2 separate regions of the Mus musculus genome follow, and region 2 is linked to region 1. The links are chromatin loops, found by intact Hi-C in ENCODE. Cell type or tissue: heart. All regions are shown on one strand.

The links. Hi-C counts contacts between places; a loop is a spot of excess contacts. Peaks named below come from ENCODE experiments on the same cell type or tissue, not always from the same donor. Only the 100,000 strongest peaks of a DNase experiment are listed, where the experiment ranks them.
Region 2: a loop joins it to region 1, with 4 times the contacts of the local background. A loop is called at or near these places in 3 of 42 quality-filtered maps.

What each region holds. Positions count from the first base shown.
Region 1 is chr1:97,657,604-97,665,603 of GRCm38, reverse strand. It overlaps Macir (macrophage immunometabolism regulator), which reads left to right and starts at 3,586. Exons shown (of 3, transcript NM_133825.3): 1 at 3,586-3,773. In heart, CTCF peaks have their summits at 4,577 and 4,778; DNase peaks (open chromatin) are centred at 3,573, 3,853, 4,763 and 6,053; H3K4me3 peaks cover 2,538 bases; H3K27ac peaks cover 1,742 bases.
Region 2 is chr1:98,091,152-98,099,151 of GRCm38, reverse strand. Pam (peptidylglycine alpha-amidating monooxygenase) reads left to right here and starts at 3,506. Exons shown (of 26, transcript NM_001357127.1): 1 at 3,506-3,667. In heart, a CTCF peak has its summit at 3,621; a DNase peak (open chromatin) is centred at 3,541; H3K4me3 peaks cover 2,774 bases; H3K27ac peaks cover 3,028 bases.

The sequences.
Region 1 (8,000 bases):
TTGAGGGGCATCTGGGTTCTTTCCAGCTTCTGGCTATTATAAATAAGGCTGCTATGAACATAGTGGAGCATGTGTCCTTCATACTGGTTGGGACATCTTCTTGATATATGCCCAGGAGAGGTATTGCTGAATCCTCCGGTAGTACTATGTCCAATTTAATTACAATATGGATAATATGTTGAAGCCTTAGTCCCTGCCCCCAACATACACTTTGGACTTATCCTCATGTGACAGTGAATAGAGGCATTGCCTTCAGGATATTTCTTCTTATGGTCTGTAGTTGCCCAAAGCCTGTATCCCAGAAACCAAAGAGTAGGTTGGCAGAGCAACTGGAAAGACAGAAAGAAGAAGAAGAAGGTCTTTCCTGAGAGGTTTCCCTGTAGCTGGAATGGAGGACATGAGAGCAGCAGTTCCGGGATGCTGCAGCCTGAGGCCCAGCTCTAAGGACACCTCAGGGTCCTAAAGATGAATTACTGAGGATGTGAAATGCTCAGCAAAATGGCCCCACATCTCAATATTGCTTTGGCTTTAAGTAGTGAAGAGAAGGAAAGAGCCAGGCACGGTGGCACACATCTTTAATCTCAGCAGTTGGGAGGCAGAGACAAAAGGGTCTCTGTAAGCTAGTTGGAAGGCAGCCTGTTCTACATAACGAGCTCCAGGCCAGCCAGGACTAAATAAAGAGACCCTGTCTCAAACAACAACAACAACAACAACAACAACAACAACAACAACAACAACAACAACAAACTAAACAAAGAAATGAAGAGTGGAAAGGACCTGAAAGGAAGGGATCATATATTTAAGGCAGGGCCATCCCATTTATGGACATGCACACTGTGATACATGGCTGTAAGTGGCAGTTCTGGAAAGGACCAGGGAAATGAGTGATTGATAAGGGATGCCTGTGAGCATCGGGGCAGGAGGAGAGCAGATTCTGTGGTACACTTCCCTTTCTCCTTGCCACAGATGCCTCCTCTGCAGTTATCTTCTGCTGCCGTGGAGCCTGCTTCCACAAGACTGGTTTTGCCCCCTGATCCCAGGAGCCTCCACCTTCATTTTCCAGGTAGGGACTGTGGAGTGGTATCTCAGCCCCTTCACTGTGGGAGACCTCTACTTGGCATCTGAGATCTCTGCTGCATTCAGTTAAGGTGTTGGTAGACATAGCCATGGCCTGTACTTTTTTATGGCACCCTGCTGGAAACAAGGTTTTTGGTTTTCTGTTTTTTTAAAAAAGTCGATGTGTTATTTCTTGCATACCTACCATTGTAGTTTCAGGTGTGATCTTTTTTTTTTTTTTAAGTTCACTTATCCTGTTCTTTCAATCTGGCTGTTTGCTAAGTGGTAATCCATCAATGAATAATTCTTCCCAGACAAGTGACATTTGAGAAGTGATTTTATTTTTTTGGGGGGGTGGGGGGGGAGGAAGGATATTTCAAGGCCAAGATATAACCACAGAGGTGACATTTGAGATAGAGCACCTGAGCTCTAGGTTCTGAAAGGCCTTGTGGATTAGAAGTTCAAGTTAACATTTGGGGCCACTCTTTTTCAAGCATGTTTGTCTGTCCTCTCTCTTGCTCTCTCTCCCCCTTTTTTCCTTTTCTTTCTCTCTCTCTTTTCTTTCTTTCTTTCTTTCTTTCTTTCTTTCTTTCTTTCTTTCTTTCTTTCTTTCTTTCTTCTTTCTTCTTTCCTCTCTCTCTCTCTCTCTCTCTCTCTCTCTCTCTCTCTCTCTCTCCTCCCTCCCTCCCTCCCTCCCTCCCTCCCTCCCTCCCTCCCTCCCTCCCTTCCTTCCTTCCTTCCTTCCTGGATTAACTTTTTCTTAATGGAACATCCAGAAAGCTCGCAAAGTGTTTCCATCTTGCTTTCTTCTTTCATAGGCACACAGCTACCATCCTGAGCGGCCCCACATATTCTAAATATGATAGTCTCTAGACATAACCATCATGAACCACATATAAAACCATGCTGGCCTAGTGAATTAGTTTAGGTATTCATTGTGACACTGGAGAACTAACCTAACTTTTGATTGGATGAAGAGTCTCAGAGGTGGGAACCTAGAGTGGGAGACAGCTGGAGACAAGGCTAGCTTTCAGCCTAATGAACGGAGAGACTAGTCGGAACTTTATTGCTTCTGGCCAAAGAACATTGCTAAAATTTCAGAACAAAGGCCAAGTTACAAGGTGTTCTCTTAAAAAAATTATGAGTTCAGACAAAATGAAACTAAGCTTCTTGAAATAATTTGTAATGTTTCCGAGGTAGTTTTATAAGAACGAACATCAGAATACACTGCTGTGATAAATGTTCAAATCTGAAAATACTTGGAGCATCTTCTACTAAGGTACCCATGGTGGTGGGGCGGGGAGGGGGGGGCACAAAACAACTGAACAAATAAATATAAAACAAAATTTAATCACTTGAGCATTCAATACCTGTACAGTGTACTAGGGTCTATCTATATTTGATAAGTTACATGAATATCATGTTGGGGAAGAGTAACTGAGAACATTCATGAATCTGGCCTCTTCCTTCCTTTTTCTGATACTTACATCAGAGCATATGAGAAGCAATTGAGTAAGTGTCCTTCAGTTGCAGAGAAACCAGAAGCCACATCTTGGAGCCAGAGTGTATTTATTAACCTTGGTAATTTGGGGGACATATATAGACTCTGGAACATGAACTATTTGCTTTAAGTTTGTATTAGTCTAGATGAAATGTATGACTTTATGTTCAGATAAAGCACCGTTTAAAAGGCCACACAATGCAGGAACCTGAATTTAAATTTATAAATACACAAACAGCTCAGCTATATGAAAGGTCTGTGACTTCAAGGATGTAACTCATGTTTTCTGTCTTAAAAATGTGGACTAGCACAGTTGAGAGCTGCAAACTTGGGAATGTGCGTCAAAAGGGTTGGCACCTAGAGCTAAATAAATATCAGCAAATATTTGTAATGCTGCATTGACCACTTCGGCAGGGGAGTGGCATATGGACTGAGAAAAGAAAATCTTGTTGGGATGGCACCTCATCCCTGTAATCCCAGCGCTCTGGAGACTAAGGCAGAACGGTTCTCCGGAGCTTAAGTCCGGCCTTGGGTACAGAGTGAGACCTTGTAAAGACAGAACAGGAAGGAAGCTAGAAAGGAAAAGAGAAGAGAAACAAGTGACTCAGAATTTAGTCTTCACCCCGCCCCCATATTTAGTTGTTGACATTTATTATTATTATTATTTATTATTATAGTATAATTTTAACTTCATGGGCTTCTGCTCTTCTCAACTTCTGATCAGCAGAAACTCAAAAATCACAGCCATCCCCACAGAGTTTAGCACACCGCTCTGTGGGAGCGGCCCGCATTGTCAGGCCTGTGAGCTGCGGCTCCCCGGAGGGTGCGGCGGACTTTGGTCCGGGAGCAGTGTGGCATCACGCCGCCGCCTCCCGTCCCCGCAACAGCCTCCGGTTCTGCGCTCTCACGCCGCCGGCCCAGCCGCCCGCCCAGCCGAGCGTGCGAGCCTGGCGCAGGAGGCGGGCTCTGCGCTTCCCGGCCTCGCCTCCGCAGCCCGCGGGAGGAGGCGGGAAGGCGGGCGGAGGCGGGGGAGGAGGCGGGACTACGGCGGGCCGTAGCTGGCGCCGAGCGCGGTGGGAGAGCAGCGGGTACCCGGCTGGCTCCGCTGGCGGCCTCTGCCCACACCTCGGCGCCGCAGCCCCGCGCCTCGCCCGCCCTTGGCTTCGGGGTCTGCGGCTGCCGGCCATAGAGGAACCGGCGGAACCCTGGACGACCGGTACGTTGGACGGGGAGCGCCACTCCTCCTGCAACCTTTTGTGCTGCAGAGGTGGTGGCGGGGATGGGTGGGGTACGCGCGTGAGTGTGGGTGCCCCAGTCAGCGAGCCACTGTGCCAGCCCCAGGCACGGCGCCGCCCCTTCCTCCTCGCCTCGTGTCCCGGCCGGGCGCGCGGTGTGTGCGCAGCGCAGGGAAGCCCCGGGCCGCGCCGGCCTCCGCGATGGCTGATGGCTCGGTGACACCGGGGCTGCGAGCGGCGCTGGTCCCTGAGCCTTGGTGCGAATGGCTGGCGTGGTGGTGGGGGGACTGGAGCCTGGGGTGGGGCCCGAGCGGGGTGCGAGAGCCCGCAGCTTCCTGGCACAGGGGTGGGGCCGGCGACGCGGGAGTGTGCGGCGCGGGTGAGTGTGCGGGGGCGTGCGCCCCGTGCGCGCGCGGCGAGCGAGCGAGCGAGCGGACGGACCGGCGGGCGGGCGGGCGTGCGCTCGCCGCCGACATGCGGTGCGGGGACTCTGCGACCCGGAGCGACGCTCCCGCGGTGCCAAGGTGCGGAAGTCTGAGCGCGTCGGCGCGCGCCAGCTAGGCGGCTCGCCCTACCCGCAGCGCCAGGCGGCAGGCCCGGCGGAGGCCCATTGAGAAGTAACGCTCGCCCGGCTTGCCGCGCCTCTGGCCCCAACGGTGTACAAGCCGCGGCTGCGGGCTACAGATAGCGGCGGGAGACAGCCCCTGGCGACCTTATCTCGGCCACCAGTGCGCGCTGCACCCCGCGGGCGAGGCCGAGGCCGGTGCGGCGGCTGGTGACGGACAGACGGACCGGCGGTGGCGGAGGAGCGCCTGTGGACTGGGGAATCGCGGCCGGGCGCTGGCCAGAAACTAAGGCGGCAGATGTCTCGGGCACCGCCACCCTCGCCCCACCTGTCGCTGGTGGACTTTGGGGCGGGTGGGAAGCCTAGGAAAGGGCGCCTGGCAGCGGCCGGCGCTCAGACCTTGAGAAGCGGCCCATTGTGAAGCTGCCAAAGTCGCTCTAGTGGTGGAATCTGCAAATCTCGGCCAGGAAGGAACCCAGTTCGCGAAGGGAAGGACAGCCGCGTGCTTTCCCCCTGGCAAGTGTCTGGCTCGCTAGAGACTCCCGGGCTCTCTGCCCACGCCGCTTTGCTTAGAGTGGGCTGAGGATTTCTTCAGAACCAGGGTTTTGTTTTTGTTTTGTGTTCTCTCTCTCTCTCTCTCTCTCTCTCTCTCTCTCTCTCTCTCTCTCTCTCTCTCTCTGTGTGTGTGTGTGTGTGTGTGTGTGTGTGTGTAAGTGGGGCTGGAAACACTGGGAGACACTGGCGCTGAACTTTTTCATCCTTCCAAGAGGAGTAATTATGGACACAGCAACACTGTACCCTATTAGAGGCTCCTAGCTGAAAGAGCAGAAGTCGCACAAGATCTCCGAGGTTTCTAAACTTTACTTTATGTTGTTTTTCCTCGAAATGCCACTATATAATTTCAGGTGCCGGGGTCTTTTACTGTAGTGCAACAAGCTAGACACTAAGGATTGGAAACGACTCTTTCACAAAATTTATTTTCCCAATTAGTTCCATATGTGGTTATTCTCCCAGAAGCTTTGGGCTACAGTGTATGCGTGGGTTATTTTAATGATTTGGGTGTTTTTATTATGAGACCTTGGATTAAAAACAAAACGGACAGGATGACATGTTAGCGTTCATGAGCACCGAGACTACTCAACTTTGGTAAGACTTGGTGCATAAAATGTGTTTTGATGTTTAGTTGTAGATAGAACTGTTAGCACCAAGTCTCCCAGGTGTGAGGGATCACTGACAGTACTAACAGCCGATTAGCTTCCATCTATGTATTACCATAGTTTCGAAGAGAAACTTAACACTTTGTCTTAAAAAGTAATGGGTGTGATGAGGACATTAGTTTCTAAACACCGTTTAAGTTTTTGTTTCCTGATTTGAGGCCTCAGTTATTTTCCCAGTGGATACTCAGTTTTTAGCTTTCCTTCCGGAAGGTGAATCACCACCAAAGATACCCGTGTCTTCGTGGTTAGGTTTCCAGAAGAGGCAGGTTTCTTATAAAGACTGCGAGTAGACTTTGTGGTTTCAGCTGTTGTCAGACATGTTTGGAGTGAAGCTGAATGTGATATAGTAACGTGGGCTTGATTTTAATTAGCAGAGATGGAAACCAAGTGAATGCTGGGCTCTTTAAGGGTCCTGCTATTAAGGGAACTGATACTAGAAAGAGGAACACACACACTTGTGTCTTTCTGAACCAATTATGGGTTGCCTTACCATGCTGGGAAGGTTGGCGGTTTGTTGGTAAGGTCAAAGGAGGTTTTTAAAAAGTCACACTACACGTGATAACTGCTTTTCCAAGCCCTTAGTGATTTGGTTTTTTTACAAGCCGCAGAAAGGTAAGAAGGTTGCAAGTGGTCACCATGGTGAGAGCGCATGGGTTCAGCAAAGCATTTTGTTTTCCATTCGGTGTTCTAATCTGTCTGGCCGCTGAACCGTTTTAGTTCTGTTCAGTGTTTTTCTACTTGAGGAATGCGTTAGTCCCTCATTTATTTATTTTAGAATAGCCTTTGAGAGCAGAAAATATTTTGATTACAAAACATTTTCACCAGTTGAAATGGAATTTCCCTTGCCTGTGGCCCCTGCCCCCTATATATGCTTATATAGCCACTTATATAGTGATAAAATTTGGTATTTTTCTATTTTTAAATTAGTGGATCTGGGGTGATGCCTGAAATACACAGATTTAGGTATTTAAGAGGAAAGAGTTTGTTTAGAACTGAAAATTTCCATGTGAGGCGTTCTTTGTTTTGTGGGAAAACAGAAAACTGGTGTCATATGGTGTTCCAGTTTGCTGTTCCACGTTGGAGGATTTCATCTGACATGGTGGTAGGCCTTTAAACCTGCCCCCCTGCTTTTCCACACTGAGAGAGAGTGTTGAATAGCTGGATACACCATGGAGCCAATGGCTTGGTGGATGTGCCTCCCAAAGTACAGAAGTAGGAAGATTTATTTTCTGTTCCAAACCTCACATCTCTTTGCTGTTTTATACATTGGGATAAGGTAACAACATGTTTGTCATCCAAAGATACTTGAGCATTCAAGAGGCTCCACAGATAATTATGCCAGGGAATACATGAATGAGATACTATTTTAGAAGGAGTTTATTAACTGTAATGCTATATATCACTTACCAGTTTATGCTTTAAACTTTTCTACTTGTAGAGTCTCCTTGCAGTCTCTGTTAGATGTCTTCCCTTCCTTACCTGTGGCTTGCCTGTCCAGACACAGTTAGCTGCCCTTGGCAGTGTTTAAGTTTCCTGTCCACATTATTTACAGAGTAATGCCATGGAGCTGTTTGTTTCAGCTCTCTGTTTTGGAAACATTGTATCTTAAAGCTTTAGTTCCATTCACCTTAGTATGTTTTCCTACGTAATTTTTTTTCTTTCTGTCCAAAGAATTGGACATCGGTCTTTCCCATTCACTGTCTTAAGTCTTCAAATGCTAGGATAAAACAATATTGTTAGGGAGTTCCAGATTTTAAAGTTAGATAGCTTTATTTGAAAGTTGTGTTTTGGGATGACTTTATTACAGCTTTTAATTTTTATTTTAGGAGATGGTAGGGAAAGCTTTCCTATAACTTTGCAGTAGATTGCTGTCCGGGCAGTGTTTTAGGAGGTGTACAGCTACACTGTTTCTTGGCTCTGCTGTCTCCTGTCTGCTGTCTTCCTTCTGTCTCCTTTTTCACTATGTGATGACCTGGGTCTTCCTGGTGCCTGTGGCTGGATGGTGCTCAGTTACACACAAGCAGCAATGTCAGGAGTGAGAAGGAGGACCAGGAGGATGCCCCTGCACTTGGCTGTGGGATCTGCTCTATTTTTGACTCCACAGTGTAAACCAGGGATAAATCAGTCACTACACTTTTGCTCATTATGAAACCATGGAGTGTTGACTCCTTCATCAACTCCGTGCTGTGTGGTAATTGCTGTAAGGCTCCTCTGCTTTTAAATTTAGACTGAGGATTTAACCAGGTCTGTGTCTTTCTATTGATGGAAAAAAAAAATAGTGCATCTAAAAGCATGGAAAGAAGATGCCACCAAATCCCTGGTACAAATTATGAGAAAGAAATGAAATTTAAGACTTTCAGGGTTGTTTTTATTCAGAAGTAAGGCATTCACATTTTTCTATTGTTTGTTTTTGGTTTGCAGTCTAA
Region 2 (8,000 bases), 430 kb before region 1:
AGGAGTGTGGTGATTCCTTTGTTTTTTCAAAGGAAATTCGATGTGCACATTCTCCTTACAAGGGTTAGTAGAGTAAGACAGGGAAGCGATCTTAGTGATTCTACTTAATGAGGAAAAAACCCTTCCCCTATGTGTACACTGATGGGAATTGCACAAGTACAGCAGGAAGGGGTTTGCTGTTCCACGCTCAGAGTTTCTTTTCTTAACACCATGAAATTAAGAACGTGCCAGTGTGGAGCTGCATACCCCTGATCTCTTTCAAATAAGCAGTGTAGTATATTATTTCCTTTATGTTCTTTTACAGCTCATGCAGGGAAAGATAATTGAGTCCTTGACAGATGTCTATATTTCAGAGGGAAATTTATTTGTGAAAGAACAAACATGTATTACTTTTAACACAGGGCTATTCATTATGTGGGCCACAAGGTGCCTTTCGATGACTTGTAAATTGAAATTAATATTTTCTCTTGCCGTCCTAAATATGCATAAGCAATTTTGACTGGTTGATGCAACCAACTCAAAGCTCATTCTTGGATTTCCATGTAGCTTTCTGCTCTTGATCAAGACTGGGCACTCTTAGGTCATATGTGAAGTGCAGAATAAGAAAGCATTTATATTTCCTTCTTTTTCCAGAGAAGCTCATGGACCTGCACATTCCGCAGTATTTGCAGAATAAGTACTCTCTACCGCACCCATCCTCGCAAGGAAGTGTCTCTTAGATGTGGCCCAACAGAAGGGAAACAGCAAAGATTCTCCACGAATTCATCTTTACTCATGTGTGCTTAGAATGTCTACCTTTACTTGAGTGTGCTCAGAACGTCTATCTTCCAAACCAAACACGGGTGTTGTACAGATGAGATGCTCCTAACAATTTTGTATGAGGTGGGTCAGCTTGGAGAACTGCGCAAGCAACAATCACATGATGGCAGATTGAGAAAACAATTGGGAGCTTTACAGGGAAATGTGTACCTCCATCTGCTCCACAGCACTGCCTATGAACATGCTGCTCTCCATAAATTATGCCTCACGTTCTTAGCTGTTGGCTGGCTGCACATCTTTTGCACCATGACTACGCATAGCATTATAGAATTAAACTGATAGCATACAGTACCAGAAAGGACCTTAATTTAATGTTATCCCTGTAGGGGATGACTTTTTCAGTGGTAGGAGAAGGCTTTGTTATGGTTTGCTTCTAATTATTGCTGCCTACATACAAATTGGCATGCCCTAAAGCCACAACTCCTGAAGCTCTCTGGCTGCAGGCTTGAGGTGGCTTCCCTAGAGGGCTGATGAGTCTTTTGTCAAATTGACAGCAACTAGAGTCACCTGGGAAGTGGGACCCTCAAATTAGGAATTACCCTCATCAGATTGGCCTCTGGAGTCATTGTCTTGATGTATTCCTGACTGTGGGAAAGCTTGGCCCACCAAGGGTGGTGCCACTCCTAGGCAAATGGCTCCAAACTGACTAAGAAAACAAGCTGAGCAAGCTATTAAAAAAAAAAAATCCAGGAAACAGCATTCCTCTGTGATGGTCTTTGCTTCTGTTCCTGCCTCTAGGTTCTTGGCTGAGCTTCTGCCTAGTCCCTCAGAGATGGACAGTTTCCTGAAAGTGTATGCTGAACAAACCCTTTCCTCCCAAGTTGACTATTGTGTGTGTTTTATCACGGCAACAGAACACCCAAACCAAACTAGGACACCAGAACTGAGTTTGCATTCTGAAACCCTAAACTGTCCACCAGGAGCTTGAGGGTATGAGACAAGAGTATAGTTAGACATTTTAACGATCTCTCTCTCTCTCTCTCTCTCTCTCTCTCTCTCTCTCTCTCTCTCTTTCACACACACACACACACACACACACACACACACACACACACACACACACACCTGTGAACAAGAAATTTTCTTGGGATCAGAAGGTATTGTATTAAAAAAAAAAAAAAGTCCACTACAGCCTGAGAACACTAAATCAAGTTTTCTTCTCTCACAAAAAATTAACCATTTGTTTATTTGTTTGTATTGGAGAAGGCACATATATCTATGAATGTGCATACAGAGAGCACAGAAGAGTGGCTATCTCAATGACACCTTGCTTCAAAAAGGGTTTTAAGAGCTTGTTTCATTTAGACCAGGGTAAAGAAATGACTTAGGAGCAATGCCAAAGATCAGCCCTAGTGTGTGTCGCCCTCATCAGTAAACTGAATCTGTTTCTGACGTCTTTTTATGACATTTAGTTTCTACAAAGAATTTCTTATCTCTACCTGAGAACCTAGGGTCAAAGGCTTTCCCTGGAATTTGGGTTGAGAAATAAAAGCTCAGACTGGCCTGGTCAACCTGATTTATCTCTGGCTCACCACTGCTGCCTGATAAGCTGTGATAGTCACTGAAGTAGTTTCCCTATGGAGAAATGGATTTTCTTTCTGGGAATTCCCCTGTGGCTTGAGAGCATAGCCTCCTTCACCCTAGCTCCCCCTTTCCACTGCATTTTCTTCATCTCATTCCAGGGACTTCTTCCACATCTTCAGTGACCTTCTTCCAATATCCCCCAATCCTGCCAAACAGAACTTCATAGATGGAGGCAGAGAGGAGCTCCTTGAAAAGACCAGCACTTGGTTGCAGAGCCACAGTAGCACAGGGATCTGCTGCGACAATAAGATTAAATAAAAGATATGGTGGAACTCTGGAGAAAGAAGCAGAGGACTTTGCACAGCAAGGGCACCATGAATACTCCAAAAGTCACTACACAAGGGGAGATTTAAATACCTGTTTCTATTAAAAGCTCTTCAATTGTGTGTGTGTGTGCGTGGGGGGGGGGGTGTGCAGATAGTAACGCGCAGTGACCAAACCTCTACCACACAACACTTCTGGCTTTTACTCATCCTGTCCTATTTCTCTTGCTTTAGGGCGATGCCGGGATGGGACTGGTCTGGTTGTCTTGTGTGCCAAAGCTGAGTGCTCCTCAGAAGCAGAAAGGGACAGCAGGTGGAGGTGGGAAGTCAGGAAAGGCAAACCTCTGGTCTTGGGGTTCTGGCCAGGAAACCGCATGCAACCTGTGTGTGGTTCGAATTCAGGGACCTGGCTGCAGGAGGTGACTTCGAATGGAATTACACCTCAGCTAAGGGTTCGAAACCAGCATCTTCTCTCCGGGTGCAGACCACCTGGCAGAGCCCCAGCCCAAAGGGCGCTGAGGAGGAAGGAGGTCCCTCACCCCCTCGGGAAGCAGCCCCCTATCCAACTCAGATCTCGTCCTCTACCTCTTTCCACGCAGCTGGCGCGGTCACCGCGCGGGGCTGGCCAGAAAGGACCCGGGACTCCGCCGCGTCCCAGAGACTATCGGGCCCTGGCCTTCTCCACGCTCCCCAGAGACCTTGGGACAGTGGCCACCCTCCGACCCGCCCGGGACTCCAAGCACCCGCCGCGCGCTCCCCGGGAGCGGGGAAGCCAAAGCCGGGCTCTGAGGGCTGGAGGCGGAGCCGAGGCGGGAGCCGCCCCGGGGGAGGGAGCGGGCGGTCCCGGAGCCCAGCGCGCGGCCCGGGAAGGAAGGAGGCCAGCAGCGGCCGCGGCCGCGTGCTCAGCCTGTCCCCGCCCTGGGACCCGGAGCCTCCAACTAACTCCGCCCGCCGCCCGCGGGCTCCCGCTTCCGTCCCGGGAAGAGCCTGCGGCCGCGCAGGTTAGTGTGGCCGGCGCCGGGCGCGGCGGGGAGAGGGTCGGGCGCGGGGCGGGGCGCGGAAGTTGGGCAGAGGCGGGGCGGGGAGCGGGCTGCTGGTCCCTTGGCTTCCTGGCGCAGGGACCCGGTGGGTTTCCTCCGGCGCGGCCGGGGTCCTGGCATCCGGCGTCCGAGCCTTCCTGGCATTCCCAAGTGCTGGGGTTGTCAGCACCACCGCGTTCTTCACCGGTGCTGTGCCCACTGTGGCACTTTAACTGCGCCCTCGCCTTTCTGGGCGCGTTTGTTCATTCGCCTTGGGTTTTTTGTGCCCCCCTTTTGGACAACTCTAAGTGGCGGTTGCGAAGCCCCGCGGGACCCCGAGTGGATCCTTAGGACTAGTTTGAGCGTTAGTAGGGGCCGCGCAGATTGACAGCTACGGACGTGGAATACCGACTGAGGCGCTTGAAGTGCTGGCAAGTGCCTGGAAGCATGGAAATTCCCCATCCTCATCGCCAGCCCAGCTCTGCTGTCTCCCCGCGGTTTTCTGCCAGCTTTAGAGTGTGTGTAATCCTCCAGGGAAGGGTGATTGCTCTGTCAGGCAGGATGGACAGTACCCACTACTTCCTATATTCACTAAATCTGGTTGGGTCACCTCATCTGTGTGGCCTTGGTACTCTCTTCCATCAGAATCTTTGTTGACCTGGACAAATACGCGTTGTTCTGTTGGCTGCTTAGAGCTTGCTGGGACGATTTTAGAGGGCTGTGTGGTGGTTTTGAGCCAAAGTCTTAGGCTGAAGCTCTGTGCTAGTGGGTCCCTGACCTGAGTTTGGTCCTAAAGCTGAGATTTGGTGACTTAAAGATGAATTTGGCCTGGAGCTCTTTAAGTCTGAGAGGGACAGCACCGCATTTTCTGGAACTGGTTAACAGAGCTGAAACTGTCCTTTATCCAGCAAACCCTATGTCTAAGCTATGGATCTCTGTTCCCATGGTTATAGAAATTCAACTACCATGAAGATCCTACTGGCCCCAGTCTTAGAGACAAGAACTTTTGCTTCAGATGTTTTGTTGTCTCTACAGTCTTGTTTCCATCCTACAAGTAAAATTAATTTGGGGGGGGGGGGACCTTCTTCTTTGTAAAGTGAATTCAGAAACTTAGTTGATAATCACAGACACAAGAGACATCGTTTAATGTCTTCTAACTACCTTATAAGGAAAACCGCCAAGAAAATCAGCTTTATACTCTGTATTAAATGGCTAAGGCCTGTCATTCTTATAGCCTAAATTTAATAGACATTTTCATGAGTCCCTGTATTATGCAATGCAAGTCTGCTGGGTGCTTTATAGAGCAAGACATGGAATATATTTCTTGCCCTTAAGGGCTTTCTAAACTAATTTAGTGACACCTATATCTTTATATGGACATCAAACATATTCTAACAGCAATACGTGGCTTGTAGAAAGTGTCAAGAAAGCTGTATATAAGCCCTTGTAGGTCATAATTTTGTGAGGCTGCCTCACAGAATGGAGTAAATACCAGGTTCACTAAGAATGTACTTTCTAAAACTAATGTCTCAAATGCCCAGGTTTCATCAAATAGACGCACATTTGGAAATAACTATTTTAGAGCAAAAGCAGCCAGTAAGACAGTGGTCCTAATGCCGGGACCCTTTAATATAGTTTCTCACATTGTGGTGACCCCAACCATAGAATTATTTTTTCTTTATAAGTTCATAACTGTGATTTTGCTAATGTTTTGAATTATAATGTGAATATCAATATTTTCCCAATGAGCTTACCCTCAAGGGGTCTCGACCCACAGGTTGAGAACCCTCACTTAAACACTGTATTATGTGGTAATCAAATACTGAAAAGCTACCATAATTTTATCCAAAACTTCAATTAACTGGGTAACCACGTTGATGTTTTTCTCCTCCTCTTGGGAAGGAAATTATAATGCCTAGAAAAATAACTAGAGAGTGGAAAATTTTGTTTTTATGAACATAACTTAAAATAACTTTATTATATTAATTTATTTATAGGGGGAGGCACAGGCACACATAGGAAATCAGAGAACATATTGTGGTAGCTAGCTCACTACTTCCTCCATGTCAGCTTAAGGTCTCACACTCAGGTTTCACACTTGGTGACAAGTACCTTTACCCACTGAGCCATCTTACCCACTTGCAAATATACAGTTTTCAATAGAGTAACACTTTAATATTGTATTAGATACTTGTCTGATGCTGTGATAAAACACCATGATCAAAAGCAATTTATAGAAGACAGAATCCCTTAACCTAAACATTTTGTAATTTTCCCAGACAGTAGCAATATTGTTCAAATACTGGGTTCAAATATTGAATCTATGGGGACATTTGTTATCCAGGACACCACAGGCACAAATGTCTGATGAACACTGGATTGGCTTTGCAAGTCTCACTTAAGTTAAATGAAACTTGTTTATTTGTTTGTTAGCCACGACAACAACAATTAAAATAATAATAATAATAATAATAATAATAAAATAATAATCACTCTGAATGCTCTTGAACTTTAAAAAGGTGAAGGATTGACTTGAGCTCTTTCTTTCCAAGTAAGTTGTATTTTATAAAATGCGATGACACCAATTCTTTCCCTAGTTCAAAGAAAAGTTAATTTACCTGCTGGCTGGGTGGAGTTTCATAAGCTACATGCATTCCTGTGGAACTTTTGAGAATTGATTAGACCTGCACAATAAGGCCTGGCAGGCTGAAGGGCAGGCTGAGGAGTGTGCTGTTAACTTTACAGCCGCACTTATAGCTCAGTAGGTTCGTTATCTCGTTTATAACGTGAGATTAAAGATTCTTATCATTGCCTTGGAAACTGTGTGGTTTGATGAAACGGCCATGAATATCAGACTCTTGATTCTTCACTTTAACTCCTTTAGGCTGCAAGAGCTAATTGTTAAAACTACATAAAAATAGCTCAAACAGTTAGGCTATGAATAAAGTGTTCTTGCCTTTATGTGCAATCAAGTCTACTTGGGGAAACTTGAATAGTCTATTGTCTCTTTATTAGGTCTTTTGTTGTTTTTGTTTTGTTTTGTTTTGAAGATGGAGACACTGTTTAGTCCAGACTAGGTTGGCACCTGGTATATAGATGAGGCTAACCTCGAACTCGTGATCCTCCTAATCTCAGCCTACTGAATGCTGATTATAGACCTGTTATTAATTAGGTATTTTCTTCATTTACATTTCCAATGCTATCCCAAAAGTCCCCCAGGCCCCCTCCACTCTCCTACCCACCCACTTCCACTTCTTGGCCCTGGCATTCCCCCGTACTGAGGCATATAAAGTTTGCAAGACCAAGGGGCCTCTCTTCCCAATGATGACCAACTAGACCATCTTCTGATACATATGCAGCCAGAGACACGAGCTCCGGGGGGTACTGGTTAGTTCATATTGTTGTTCCACCTATAGGGTTGCAGACCCCTTCAGCTCCTTGGGTACTTTCTCTAGCTCCTCCATTGGGGGCCCTGTGATCCATCCAATAGCTGACTGTGAGCATCCACTTTTGTGTTTGCCAGGCCCCCGCATAGCCTTATAAGAGAGCTATATCAGGGTCCTTTCAGCAAAATCTTGCTGGTATATGCAATGGTGTCAGCGTTTGGAGGTTGATTATGGGATGGATCCCCGGGTATGGCAGTCTCTAGATGGTCCATCCTTTTCATCTCAGCTCCAACCCTTGTCTCTGTAACTCCTTCCATGGGTGTTTTGTTCCCTGTTCCAAACAGGGGCAAAGTGTCCACACTTTGGTCTTCGTTCTTCTTGAGATTCATGTGTTTTGCAAATTGTATCTTGTATCTTGGGCATTCTAAGTTTCTGGGCTAATATCCACTTATCAGTGAGTACATGTCATGTGAGTTCTTTTGTGATTGGGTTACCTCACTCAGGATGATGCCCCCATTTTATCTTTATAAACCAGTTTTTTTTTCTTTTTCTTTTTCTTTCTCTCTTTCTTTCTTTCTTTCTTTCTCTCTCTTTCTTTCTTTTTTTTAAAAATTTTGTATATCCCAATACCAGCCCCCCTCCTCCTAGTACCCCCTCATGCAGATCCTCCCCTCATTTCCCCCTCACCCTTCTGGAGCCCCCCTCTGGGTATCACCCCAGAAGAAGGAATGCCGGAAGGGCAAGGCCTACCCGAGCCATGCTCCCCTAGCTGAGCAAGCCAGAGTCCCTTCAGAGTTCATTTACATATATATTTCCATTACCCCCATTTTGGAGATGATAAAACTGGGTGTTTGGGGTGTTAAATAACTTTCCAAGGTAAAAGGACAGGCAAATACTTGGGGAGCAACCCAGGCCCATCCCCACTGCAC